2 separate regions of the Homo sapiens genome follow, and region 1 is linked to region 2. The links are chromatin contacts, found by Hi-C or POLR2A ChIA-PET in ENCODE. All regions are on one chromosome and are shown on one strand. Each heading gives the region's core, a stretch centred on a gene start or an enhancer-like site at or near the end of the contact. The rest is flanking DNA. Distances are from core to core; before and after follow the strand shown.

What was found. A loop is a pair of places that touch in the nucleus more often than their neighbours do. ChIA-PET counts read pairs that join two places held with the same protein, here RNA polymerase II (POLR2A). Pooled maps may share reads with other maps.
Region 1: a loop to region 2 is called in a pooled map, with 2.5 times the contacts of the local background. The contact joins two enhancer-like sites. A Hi-C loop is called at or near these places in 2 of 168 maps with a recorded cell type or tissue (PC-9 and left cardiac atrium), 1 of 37 single-sample maps with no recorded cell type and 5 of 50 pooled maps. POLR2A ChIA-PET finds 5 or more read pairs at or near these places in 5 of 52 experiments (A673, GM12878, K562 and 2 more).

Annotation. Positions count from the first base shown.
Region 1 is chr16:11,204,732-11,210,859 of GRCh38, forward strand. No RefSeq gene overlaps it. Among named protein-coding and RNA genes, the nearest start is that of SOCS1, 48 kb to the right of the region's middle. RefSeq lists enhancers at 1,448-1,587, 1,908-1,997, 2,008-2,077, 4,261-4,330, 6,058-6,128. Within about 2 kb of position 1,389, at least 5 of the 41 ENCODE cell types and tissues checked have a DNase peak (open chromatin) inside an H3K27ac peak, as active enhancers do.
Region 2 is chr16:11,157,033-11,163,890 of GRCh38, forward strand. The region is part of intron 22 of CLEC16A (C-type lectin domain containing 16A); the gene reads left to right. Among named protein-coding and RNA genes, the nearest start is that of SOCS1, 96 kb to the right of the region's middle. Within about 2 kb of position 5,184, at least 5 of the 41 ENCODE cell types and tissues checked have a DNase peak (open chromatin) inside an H3K27ac peak, as active enhancers do.

The DNA of each region.
Region 1 (6,128 bases), core at 139-2,638, 44 kb after region 2:
ACTGGAGGCTCAGGGCTCTGAGAGGTGGAGTCAGGGGTCTGTGGGGGAGGCAGTGGGTGATCCCTCAACCACGTGGCTTGTCCTTCCCACGCCTGCAGAGAAACATTGGTCACCCTGCCTTTGCCCCAGCTGGCTGCTTTCCTGGGATGTGACCTTTCACGTTGGTGGCCAAACCTGTCCATCCTTGACACTAGCTCAGACATCCCCTCCTCCAGGAAGCCTCCTCAGATGTCACTGGCCAGGCATTTGCCTTCCTTAGTCTTCTGGATCCCTAGTCTAGGACTGAGTGCTTCCTGCCTCCTCACTGCCTCTGACTTCTCTGGGGGGTTGATTTAACACGGCCACGGGGGCTTATTTCCATAACCCCAGCCTCTGCCACAGGAGCCGCTATAGGGTTGAGCTTTACATCCTCTCAGTGGGCTCGTGACCCCGTCATCCACACCTTCCCTTTTATCGGGTCCCTTTCATGTGGTGTCTCATCGACTCCTTACCATAGCCCTAACGGATGGACATCGCTATTCATTCCCATTCTACAGATGCAGAAACTGAGCTTCAGGGAAGCTGAGGAGCTCACCCTGGGTCATACGGCCAGCAAGTGGCACAGTCAAGATCCGAACCCAGGTCAGGCTGTGTCCACAGGGTATCTTGGACAGGGCTAAACTTCCACCACATTGTCTCTTCATATAATGTTGAAATCTGGCTTCTCTTTCAATAGCTGCCCCAACGCGGCCGGAGCACTGGGACTAAGGCAGACGTGAGCGCTAGTATCGCAGTCACCAGCACTGCTACAGCGCCTTCCCTTTTAGTGCCTCCTGTCAACGCTGAGAGGTAGTCACAAGTATCCCCATGGCAGATGTGGGAGGACTGAGGCCCATGAGGTCCAGGGCTCCAGGGGCACCTGGCTCTGATGAGGCTAAACTCAAGCTTGCCCCTTCTCTGCACCCCAAACTCCTGGTTTCTGGACCCAGCTCAGCACGTGGAGCCTTGGGTCACACCCAGCACCCAGTGAACGGCATCCGAGAAACACTCTTCCTGCTGAAAGCCTGGCTTTCTGGAAGGGAGCTGGGGGAAACTGGGAGAGGATGGAGGGGGGCCAGGTAGCAGATAGCCACACTCCTTGCGGCAGGAAGTTCTACACATCATTTCTGGGAACCAGGATAGCTTGGCAGTAACTCGGCGCACTTTGACCCCAATAGAGCACCCAGCTGTCACTGTTGACAGCCCCCCTTCCTTCCCAGGGGATGCTGCTGAGCTGCTTGGAGCCTTCATGTCGGACATCCAGGTGGGCCTGGGGACAGCCTTGGAGCTCCCGGGCCACCTGTCTGGCCACCACCGGATGGAGTGCCCAGATGGGGCTTCTGCCAGCTGTCCAGGAGGCAGCCCAGGCTGGGACATCCAAGCTGAGCCCTGAGCTGGCCTGGCCTGGCCCAGCCCGCACTGATGAGGCAATGTGAGTCCTGTTTCCTGTTACTGTGGCTATGCAAATGGGGGGAAATCAGGGCCTCTCCTGGGGTAGGCTTCCCGGAATGATGGCATTGATTGTCCCAAGAAACCTGGCCCCAGTGGGGCTGCTATGGGAGGGCAGTTGTCAACGGCTAAGATCCCTTTCCTGGTGCATCTCTCCTGCGTGCTGGGCTACATACTGCTGGGAAAAGCTTCTTCAGCCCAGACCTAGGTCATCACTGCATGTCCACTCCCGGACCCACTGCCCATGAGAGCTGGGCTGTGGCTTCCACTTCTTGTCACTGCATCCCCAGCTCCTGGTACATCGTGGGAGTGGGGCGGACAGGACCAGGAAGTGGGTGGCCTCAATGGCTCTCAGCCCCTGGCCTGGAGATCACCACACCCTTCTCTTTACACATAAGGAAACTGAGGACACCAGACTGGGCCAGGGACTTGCCCACGTCTCTCTGCCTCGCCCAGACATGCCGCAGCAGCAGTGGCAAACTTCTGCTTGCCCCCAGAAGCCAGCTGAGTCTTCCAGGTCAAGTCCCTCTCCTGCTCCCCACAGTCCTGTCACACCCCTGGCTGCTCCCCAGGTCAGCCTCTCCTAGGGGTCGTTCTCAGCTCACATCTGACCATGCCACTCCCCTGCCCTGGCACCTAGCCCTCACTCAAAGCCAGGCCTCATAAGCCAGCAGTGATTGGGTACCTTCCACCCTGAGTGGTCTCATCTCTTGACAACTCTGCCTCACACATTACCCCTGGTGATGCCAGAACTCCTTGGAATTCCCCCTTGCACCTCTGTGGCTTTGCAAAGCTGTTGCCTCAGCCTGAGAGGATGCCTCCAACACCTTTCTTTCTCTCTTTATTTTTTTTTTCTGAGACCGAGTCTCACTCTGTCACCCAGGCTGGAGTGCAGTGGCACGATCTCAGCTCACTGCAGCCTCTGCCTCCTGGGTTCAAGCAATTCTTGTGCCTCAGCGTCCCAAGTAGCTGGGATTACAGGCATGTACACCACGCTCAGCTAATTTTTGTATTTTTAGTAGAGATGGGGTCTCGCCATGTTGGCCAGGTTGGTCTCGAACTCCTGACCTTGTGATCCGCCCACCTTGGCCTCCCAGACTGCTAGGATTACAGTTGTGAGCCACTGCACAAGGCCTAACACCTTTGTTTCTATAATTCCTATTTTTTCTCCAACACTCAGCAGTGTCACCTCCAGGAAGCCTTCCCAGATGCCCGCAGCTGGACCAGGTGCCTCCTCTAGGCTCCCTGCATGTCCCCATCACAGCATGTATCACACTGGGCTGTCCTCATGATTTTAGTGCCTGTCTCCTCCACTGCATGGGAGACTCATCACGGAAGCTTGCACAGAGAAGGAGGCAGAGATGTGGAAATGCCCATGGGTGCAAGACACACGCAGGAAGTCGAACCTGTGGACTTGGGGTGCAGCAGAGGGCTGTGTCAAGGACTGAGTGACCAGATATTCGACTGTGCCTCTCCTGAGATGGGGAATGCTGAGGTTTGGGGAGGCACAGAGCCTTAGTCTATGAGCCCTAACTCTCTGAACTCCCACCCCAGAGTTAGGAAACTCCTCCCACATAGGACAATGGGCAAGTAGAGCCCGCCTTCCATGGGAGGAGCCCAAATAGTCCACACCCACTTTCCCTGCCTCCCTTGCAGCTAGGGCATGGCATGTGACTGGACTCTGCCAATCAGAGGCACCTGCTCTGGAGTTTGAATTGGAGGCTTGTCCTGTCCAGGACTCTTTCTGGGGGGAGCCTGGGCCACATGGAGTTCCTGGCAGCTGTGAAGAAGGAGGACTTCACCAGGCTGGCTCTGTGGTAGGAATAGGGGTGACGTCTTGCCTCCCCTTTTCCATGGGATCCTCCTGCCTTCCTGGGAGTTTTGCATACCCCAATATCTGTTTAATACCTTTTCTTCTGCTTGAATGAGCCACATTTGGATTCTGTCACTTGTCACTAAGAATCCTGGAGGCCCCTCTTGGGGGCAACCACTCGGACCAACCTTGAAGGAGGAGCCCATGTTGATGGGAAGGACAGCAAGTGCATTCGGGGTGTGGGAAACAGCTGACCAGGGTCAAGGTCAGGCTTCCGGGACACGACAGGGAGTGTTGGGGATGATGGCTCATCTGGGTCAGATTGTGGGGTTCGGTGGGGACCTGTTGGCAGGGGGTAGATCCAAGGCAGCTGATCCTGAATGCCAGGGCGAGAGCAAGCTTGGATGCCAGCCTGCGGGCAGTGGGACCCAGTGACATACTGTAAGTGGAGGTGGGACGTGGTCAGATTTGGGTTCCAGAAAGCTCAGTCTGCTGCTAGGAGGAAAAGCTAGACCAGATGGGGCAAGACTGGGAGAGTAGGGGACCAGGCAAAAGACTACGGCAATGGTCCCAGCAGACAGTCCTGGAGGCCAGAAAGAAGATCAAGGCAGTGGCAATGAGCAAGGGCAGACCTGGGATTCAGTGTGACTGGCCCTGGGGAGCCATTGAAGGCTTGGGTGACCTACCATGATCGTAAGAAAGTGGGGTTGAGCTGAGCATGGTGGCTGATGCCTGTAATCCTGGTACTTCGGGAGGCTGAGGTGGAAGGATCGCTTGAGCCCAGGAGTTTGAGACCAGCCTGGGCAACATAATGAGACCCTGTCTCTACAAAAGCTAAAATATTAGCTGGGTGTGGTGGTGTATACACCTGTAGTCCCAGCTACTCAGGAGGCTGAGGCAGGTGAATCCCGTGAGCCCAGGAGTTCGAGGCTGCAGTGAGCCAAGGCTGTGCTGCTGTGCTCTAGCCTGGGCAACAGAGTGAAAGCCTGTCTCTAAAAAAAAAAAAAAAAAAGAGGAAGTGAGGTTGGAATTTCATGACTGCCTGGACATGTCACTTGCCTCACACTTGGACAGCCCTGATTCGTTCTCAGGGTTTCCCCACCAGGGCCGACTTTGTGCCCTTGCCTCCCAGCTAAGCTGACCCAGACTTGCAGATGTGATTCAGAAATGGAAAACAGGGCTGGGCTGAGTGGCTCACGCCTGCAATCCCAACAATTTGGGAGGCCAAGGCAGGGAGATCTCCTGAGGTCAGGAGTTTGAGACCAGCCTGGCCAACATGGTGAAACCCCCATCTCTACTAAAAATACAATAATTAGCTTGGCATGGTGGCGGGTGCCTATAGTCCCAGCTACTCAGGCTGAGGCAAGAAGATTGCTTGAGCCCGGGAGGCATAGGTTGCAGTGAGCCAAGATCACTGCTGCATTCCAGCCTGGGCAACAGAGCAAGACTCATCTCAAAAAAAAAAAAAAGGAATAGAAAGCAGGTCTGTCAACTCCATACCACTGCCAAGCACGCCCCTCGGGCCATGGGTTCCAAAGGAGAGGCACAGCCAGGGCCACCTCTGTCTAGACAGAAAGAAGGACTCAGATGGGACAGCTGGGGTCTGGAGGAAAAGTCAACAGGACTGGGAAAATGGGGAAAGGAGACACAGGGCACCCGGCCACCTCCTGCCAGCCCGGGAGTTCCCTGGGCAAGGAGCTTGGCCACAGGAAGCAGTGGATGGATGCTGCTTCAGGGGCTCACCCCTGCACCCCAAACAGCACCAGCCTCATCCCCCAGAGTCCCCTGAACCTCATCCCTCGGGCGCAGAAGAATATCCTGAAACCGTCCTGTGGGGTCATTTTAGGGATGAAAACTTGGGACACAGAGTTGCACAAGGTACTTGATTTTCTTCTTCCTCCAAATCACACAATTTAAAAGCTGAGTGAGGGGCCCAGGGCTCCAGTGGGCTCTGTCTTTGTCTGCTTCCTCGCCTCACCGCGTTTCATTTCCTCCTCCGTAAATGGGGAACACAAGCTGGGTGCAGTGGCTCATGCCTGTAATCCCAGCACTTTGGGAGGCCGAGGTGGGTAGATCACTTAAGGTAAGGAGTTCAAGACCAGCCTGGCCAATATGGTGAAACCCCATCTCTACTAAAAATACAAAACTTAGCCAGGTGTAGTGGTGGGCACCTGTAATCCCAACTACTCAGGAGGCTGAGGCAGGAGTATCGCTTGAACCCAGGAGGCGGAGGTTGCAGTGAGCAGAGATCGCGCCACTGCACTCCAGCCTGGGTGACAGAGGGAGACTCCGTTTCAAAAAAAAAAAATGGGGAACACACACGGCCTTCAGCAGAGAGCCTGGAAGATGGTAAGCAGCTCTTTGGTACACCCCCTGTGTATTCCTTCCTCCCCTCGTGCCCACAACAGCTCCGCTGGGAAGCCGCCATCCTCTGAGAAGACATTTTAGCAACAGAGGAGGCCATTTTGCTTTGAGAATCAGAACCAAACCCTGCAAGGCCAGGACAGGGAAAGTCTCAGGCAAGTCACGACTGTGGCCAGGGCTTGCTGAACACAGGAGGGCAGGGGGCTGGTGGCGGGGGCAGGCGGCCTCTGCATGGCTTTAAGAGGAAGCAGAGATGGGGGCGTCATGGCTGTGCTGGGGATGACACCCTCTCCCTCTAGCTGGGTGGCCTTGGGCAGGGCCTTTCCCTCTCCAAGCTTTTGAGTCCTCAGCCTGCAATGGTGGACTCCAGCCCCCCTCACACCACCTTGCAGGTGAGTGAGGAAACCCAGCACCAGCACCTGGGTGTGCAGCGTGGGAGATGTTTTAGGGATTCCACCCCTTCTTGGAGCTTTTCTATTTAAAA
Region 2 (6,858 bases), core at 3,934-6,433:
GAGAGAAAGCAAGATACTGAAAGACCATTTTTTCTTTTCTGCAGGTTTTCAAGGATAGTGTTTAAAATCTGAGAGGATTTATCCATGGATAAAGAGCTATAGGCTAAAAGACTCTGCAAGTTCCCAGCTATTTTTGTATGTTGGACATGTTATCCGTTGAAAAGCAATCAGAAATAAAAAGTATTTAAGCGTTGTGAGGTGCAGCCTAGTCAGTGATCAGTGATGTGGGGGTCGCCCATGGTGGCAGCTCAGGCTTGGCCCGGGAGGCCATACGAACATCCCTTCCCCAGGTGCCTGATGTGTAGACCTGCGCCCTGGGCTGGACAGGAAGTGGCTTCTTCAGCACCAGTGCACAGGAAGAAAACCAGATATCACCATTTGGGGGCAAGTCCTTCATTGCCCCGAAAGCACAGAGTTTTGTGCACTGAAACAGTAAATCATCTGAGACTTATTAAAGGGATACTGAAAAGGGGTCTCTGTGCATATACCTGAAGCTTTCCCAAACTTCAGGGTCCTAGCAGTGAGGGAGGAAACTTCTGGGGCCCCCCAAGGCTCCTGCAGGCCCTTGGAGTCACTGCTATCTGAACCCTGCCCACATGTCAGTGAATGCTTTTGTTTCTCTTTGGTTTTTGTGTAGATTCCTAAGAGGAGTCCCGGGCAAGGACCCAGGCCTCACCTGGCCCATGTCGGTGTGCTGTTGCTAGACTTGAATCTGAACCCTGCTTCCTCAGCCCCCAACACGTGCTCTTTGAGCAGCCGTGGGTAGTTTGGGCCCTGTGCCCTGTCTTCCTAAGGTGGCTTTCCTAGGGTAGCCCCCCACTGAGTAGCTCCTAGCCCCCGCCTGCCCTCGGGTATTGCTGTCATCTTGCCAGGGTGTAGGATCCAGAGCTGCTTCTTGAGTCAGAAGCACGAACAAGAAGGTTCTATGTCACCTGCAGATCTTTCTAGTAAGCCGCAATCTGTCCAGAGCCACCAGCAGCTGAAGTCCCAGACTTAGTCACCTCCCAGCCCCCCATCTCTCGCCCCAGGGACCTGGCAGGCTGCACTGGGAGGTGAAAGGGCAGATCCAAGGAAGGAGCCGACAAGGGGAGAAATAAGGCCATGCACACTTGCTGTCTTCAGTTTGTGTGCGAGGTCACAGGGCCGATTGATTTTTTTTTACTGTTTCCCAGCATCGTGATGGGTGGTGAGAAAATATGAACACTGCATCGTCAGAAACCTGAGCCACAGCCTCGGAATGAATTTGCTAATGAAAGGCAAGCTCAGGGCACCCACGCCTCATGGTCCTCATTCACGGCAGAGACTGTGGAAAATGCACGGGTTGCTTCTCCCGAATCAGCCCTCAGCGGGTTTTATATTATGCTTTGCAATCTGCAACAACCATAAATAAGTGTAGGTTTTTCTTAGGGCAGGCAGCTCTCCTGTCCAAATCTTAGAGCTTTTTCCTAAAAGAGGTCTATTGAAAACTGGACTTCTTTGACACACCTCTAACTGAGATTTAAATGTCTTAGTCTCATACCTCAGACTCAAAAGCCCCCCACCTCCAGAGTTTGGTCAAGGAGGCCCCAAGGTATGACAGACACCCTGGGGTTAAAAACAGAGGCTGGAGACCGGGAGCAGTGGCTCATACCTGTAATCCCAGGACTTTGGGAGGCCGAGGGAAGAGGATCACTTTAGGTCAGGAGTTCGAGGCCAGCCTGCCCAACTTGGTGACCCATCTCTACTAAAAATACAAAAATTAGCTGGGCATGGTGGTGCATGCCTGTAGTCCCAGCTACTTGGGAGACTGAGGCAGGAGAATTGCTTGAACCTGGGAGGCGGAGGTTACAGGGAGCCAAGATCATGCCACTGCACTCTAGCCTGGGTGACAGAGCGAGACTCCAGCTCAGGGAAAAAAAAAAAACAGAGGCTGGAGACCCCTCTGGTTGCATACAAACGGCTCACAAGATAGATGGCCTGGCTTCGCTGGCTTGGGGTTTCCCACTTCTTAATTTTCAAAAGGAGTATGAATGAAGCTGTCAACATTTTCAAAATCAGGAGGTGTTATGTCAAAATCCAGATATCCAGCTTCTCTTGACAAACTGGAGACTGCGGCCATACTGAGGTCCATGTTCTCCTGCAGCAGCAGTTAGAAGAAGCTGGAATCTGTGCTTTCTGATTTGCCCCAGTCTCTACCAGGCCCTGCCATCTCCCTGGCACAAAAGCTGAATGTCCCATGGACTGCATGTATTAGCATGCCTGCACTGTTGTTTTAATAGAAGAGAATGGTTTCTCAGTGTGCGTGTGTCTATTAAATAAAGGGAAACAGATGACAGATAGAGAGGACCACCAGTGTTTTATCTCCAGCCCCTCCTCATTACATTACCGGGCTGGCCAGCCTTGCCCTGTCTGATTTTCAAAAGTAGGATCCACAGAAGTGTCTAGAAAGGGGAGGGGAAGGCCCTCCTTGGTAAGGCACCATGCCAGCCCGAGCAGTTCCATTTTCATCTCATGTATAAATTGGAGTTTCACCATTTAGAAAAAATGTTTGAAAAGGGCTGTCATAGGGCGTTATCTTTGAGGAATGAGGTTCCATCTGCAGTCAGGCAGTTGTGTCTCCCATTAAGCTGCTTTCAAAGACATGCCCCAGGAGGGTTTCATGGGACAGAAACCTTGTGGGTGAATTGGTGTGTCGTGTAGATCGCCTGTTTTTTTCCCTGTGGTCTTAGCTCCTAGGAAGCTCAGAGTTAAATGGTGACATTAGCTTCCCATAGCTTGAAGTCTTTCTGATATAACTTTTCACCTTTTATTGTCGGGTTCTTATTTACTTTTTGTTTTAGTAGCTTTCAGTATTTAGTATCTATGGCATTTAGGCTTGGGTTTTAAAATATAACATAAGCCATCTCAAACCCTTCCTGGAAACAGGTAGTATGTAAGGGCATCTGTAGGGAATGAGGCTGCAGGGCGAGGTTAGTGCTTTTGAGTTGAGTGGAGAATCCCCAAATTGAATTCAGAGCCAACTGGGTTCCTTCCCTTTCAGCTCCCTAAAAGGTTCCTGTGGAATCCCCTATAATCTCAGGTAGTTTTCACATCTTCCAAGGGTAGATTTTTTTTTAAGCCTGAAATAGTTGCACTTTAGTCACATGGCCAGTATCCTCAGAGTAATTACCAAGTGCAAAGCGGCACCAACTCCAGGCAGGCCACAGAGGTCGGGGGGCGTCCCTGCTCATTTGGAGATTCAGAAAACTTTTGGTGCAAGCCCACTAGTTTTTGTGCCTACACACATCCAAGCCCTTCCCACCCTTTAGTCTCTCTCGGGCCTCGCTCTTTCTGGGTCTTAACAATTGTGTGTAATCTCTGTGACCAGGTGTGAACCCAGACAAAAACTCGGTCCCATCTCTGGTTTCTACCCAAAAAGTCCACTTGCACCACATGGGAAAGAGTTGACCAAGTGTTTCATAAGCCCTAGGTGGCGGGTCACCTCCCCACCTCACTTGCCCCTTTCCCTCTTTCCCTTCAGCCCACCACACCTAGATTCCACCCAGCAGGTACAGGGCAGCTTTTTCTGCACCAAAAACTCTGGGAGCCAGCCCGTCCCTTGTCCCTAGGGGACTTAACTCACATCCCCGCATTAACAAAGTTTTTTCCCTAACTGTATCAGTTAAGATTAAGTTCAACTACATAGTAAAGATAAACTCAAAGGGGAAGTTAATTTCCCTCTCGGGTAAAAGAAGCCTTGTAGTCAAGAGATACACAAAGACGTCAGGGACCCAAACTCCTTCCTTTTCAGTGCTCTGCTGTCCCTAATGTGTGATTCATCCTCATAGCTCAGGGCAGCTGCTGGAGTTCCAGCCATTGCATCCATTTTCCAGGAAGCAGAATGGAGGAGGATATACCCCCTTTCCTTTTAAAGAGCTTTCCAGGAAATCCCACATGCCACATTCATTTCTATCTCACTGGTCACAACTTAGTCACTTGGCCACGACTAGCTTCTGGGTTCTGTAACTGCAACCGAAAGGGAGAATGGTTATTGAGAGACAGCTTACAATATCAAGAACACTGTCCAAAACCCTCTTCTTTTTGCTTTTTTGTTTTAAGCCTTCCCAATAAAGTGAACAAAACCCTCTTAACCTAGAGGATTCCAGGTGCTAGCTATTAATGTAATGATAATCATCACACTAAATACCTAAACATCTTTGCAGTCAAATTTCTTATGCCCTGCTTAGGTAGGCCGACTCCTACACAGCCATCAAGGCCCCAAGGTTGGACAGAGCTGCTGCAGAAGCACAGGGGAGAGAATAGTTAACCCTACCTTATGCAAAGACTCCTCCCAGGCTAATGCTGAGCTGCGTGAGCCATGAAGAATGGGGCAGGGGTTTGTAAAGACAGAAAAGAAGCAAAACAGAACTCCAGACCGAGGGAACGGCCTAGCAAAGGTTGAGAGCAAGTGGTTCTTGGTAGGAGGTCTGAGGACTGACCTAGGCTGCTGGAGGCAGATCGCCATATTTCCACATCCCCACTCCTATGCACACCCAGTGATTCTGGGGTTGTAGGAGGGCCTTGACTCGAAAGATATCTGGGGGTTCCAGCTTCCCTGAGTCCTATGGATTTGACCAACAATCTAGGCATAAAGAGCAGAGATTATCAACTCAAACGCCCACACGGCCAGGCAAGTTGCAAGAGCAGGGACCCAGCTCTGCTCATCTCTCTCCCGTTGCTGTCCTGCAGGAATGGGGCCCCATAAAGCCAGATCTTTTCATTTTTTAAGAAAGCAGAAATCCAGGTCTGTGTGTAAAAGCTCCCAACGTGTCCATGGTGGTACCTCCAACAAACACACATATAACATAAATAAGCAAAGCGAAACTCGTGTGCAAGCCCCTAGGCGGCTGCTGGCCGGCTCTGAATCTTGAATCACATGGTTAAGTGATTATTGGTGGGGAAAGCTTAAAGACCTGTAGAAGAGGAGGAGGGGGGCATGTCCAAGGTCTCGAAGTCAGTTTGGGCAGAGCTTGGACTCAAACCTGGGGTTCTGACTCCAAGCCCAGCTTTCCTTCTGTCAGTGGGCCTAAAAATAGAAGACTGACCTTTTCTTGGTATTTTTGTGCTTCACAAATGCCAGAGCGTTATTCATTAGTTCATCTTCCCAAAATAACTGGCAGAACACGGCCAGAGGGCAACAGGAAGACTCTGGGCTGCGCCCCCCGACCGTGAAACTGGGGGCTCCTGGGAAGTGGGGGATGTGTCTCACCATGGGCATAGTTTCCCCCCACTGTTGGAGTGGCCTGCCTGGCCCTGCTCTTGGTGAGTCCAGGGGAGAGAGCTTCAGAGGGCAGAACAGATCTCAGGAGGATGTTAGGATCGGGAGCTTGAGTCTATCCAGTTCCCAGGCAGTTTGTGTTCCCTCCATCATCCTCCCTTTTTTTTCTCTTTTTGGTTTAAAATAAGGTTTACAATAGGAGTCTTGGAAAATTCAGACAAGCACAAAAAATAACAAAACTCACTGCAGTACAACTACCTGCTTCTCTCACTGTGTCAGCTTCAAATCTCCAGCTGCCTTCTCTGCTCTGGACAAGGGGGAAAGAGAGCACAAATTTTTTGCAAGAGCGGAAACATATGGGACATGCTTTTTCTAACCTTTTTTCATTGACTCCATCTTGAGCATTTCCCCCAACACTTAGTCTTCTCTTACCAGCGTGTTGGTTGGCAGCAGGGAATTTCATCATCTAGAGGGATTAGAATTCACTTAGCCTTTCCCCAGTTCTTGGACTTATCAGCTGTCTTCTGTTCTCTGTTCTGCACACCAATATGCTGAATATCCTTGTAGTTCGGTATGTGCATCCACCCACAGTGTCGTCTGCAGCATGGGATGCTGCAGGTGTGGAATTGGTCAGATGGTGTGAAAGTCCATGCAGCCTCTGATACACATTTTGCAGGCTGTCCTTGAAGCATACCCAGGGAGAGCCAAGACTGTTATCACTGGAGAGGATCTCAGGGAGGCCGGTTTGCCTTCACTCCTGTCGCACGATCTCTGGCTTGTCTGTGTGTTTGCACCTACTTCGCAGCCCAAGTGTGTTTGATTCATACACCAAAAGCCTCTGGCACCTCTGCCAAAGCTAGTTCATCAGGGACTGCCTGACTGGGATGAAGCAGGAACCAGAGGACAGGGCGCTCTGGCCATAGACATTCACCCTGAATTCTCCCCAGCACCCTCCTGATTCTCTGATGTGTTGCCACTTTGATTTGGGGAAAAACCCCTTGAAATTGCAGGTGGGGGGCCTTGGCCATCCAGCAAAATAAAGGAAAAAAAAAGCCAAAAGTCACTGTGGCTTTCTGGTCTCAGTGCCACTGGCAAAGGGAGAGAGAGTGGAAAGGAGGGAAGTGGGAGTTTTAGTAGAAGTGGGTGAGGGAGAGATGTGTTCAGTAACCTCTGCTCAGCTAGACCCTGCAAATGGATGGGATCGGTAGTTGGTGATTTTTTTGTTTGTTTGTTTGTTTAACTCAGTACATGCAGATTTTACTGCCAATCTATGACTTGATCCCAACCCATTCCCAAAATAAAAGAATTTAAGCATCCTGACTGCAGTGCCAGCTTCTCATCTGCTACCCTACATGTCCCACTGCAGATGTCTTTTGATAATAAACCAGGTTTATGATGCTGTAATAAACCATGGCTTTAAAGAGGGCAAGAGAAAAGACGTGTCTTCTTCAAATGGGCCTGTGACCACCTTGGCAACGGCTATGTCATTGATCCCTTCCAGCCGGGGTCATTGTCGGGAGCATACAAGGTGTAATCCCAACTCTGTTACTACACTGGCTGGCCCTCTGTTCATGGCCCTGATAAATAGGCAGCTCGGGAAAAGCCATCTTGACATTTTGATT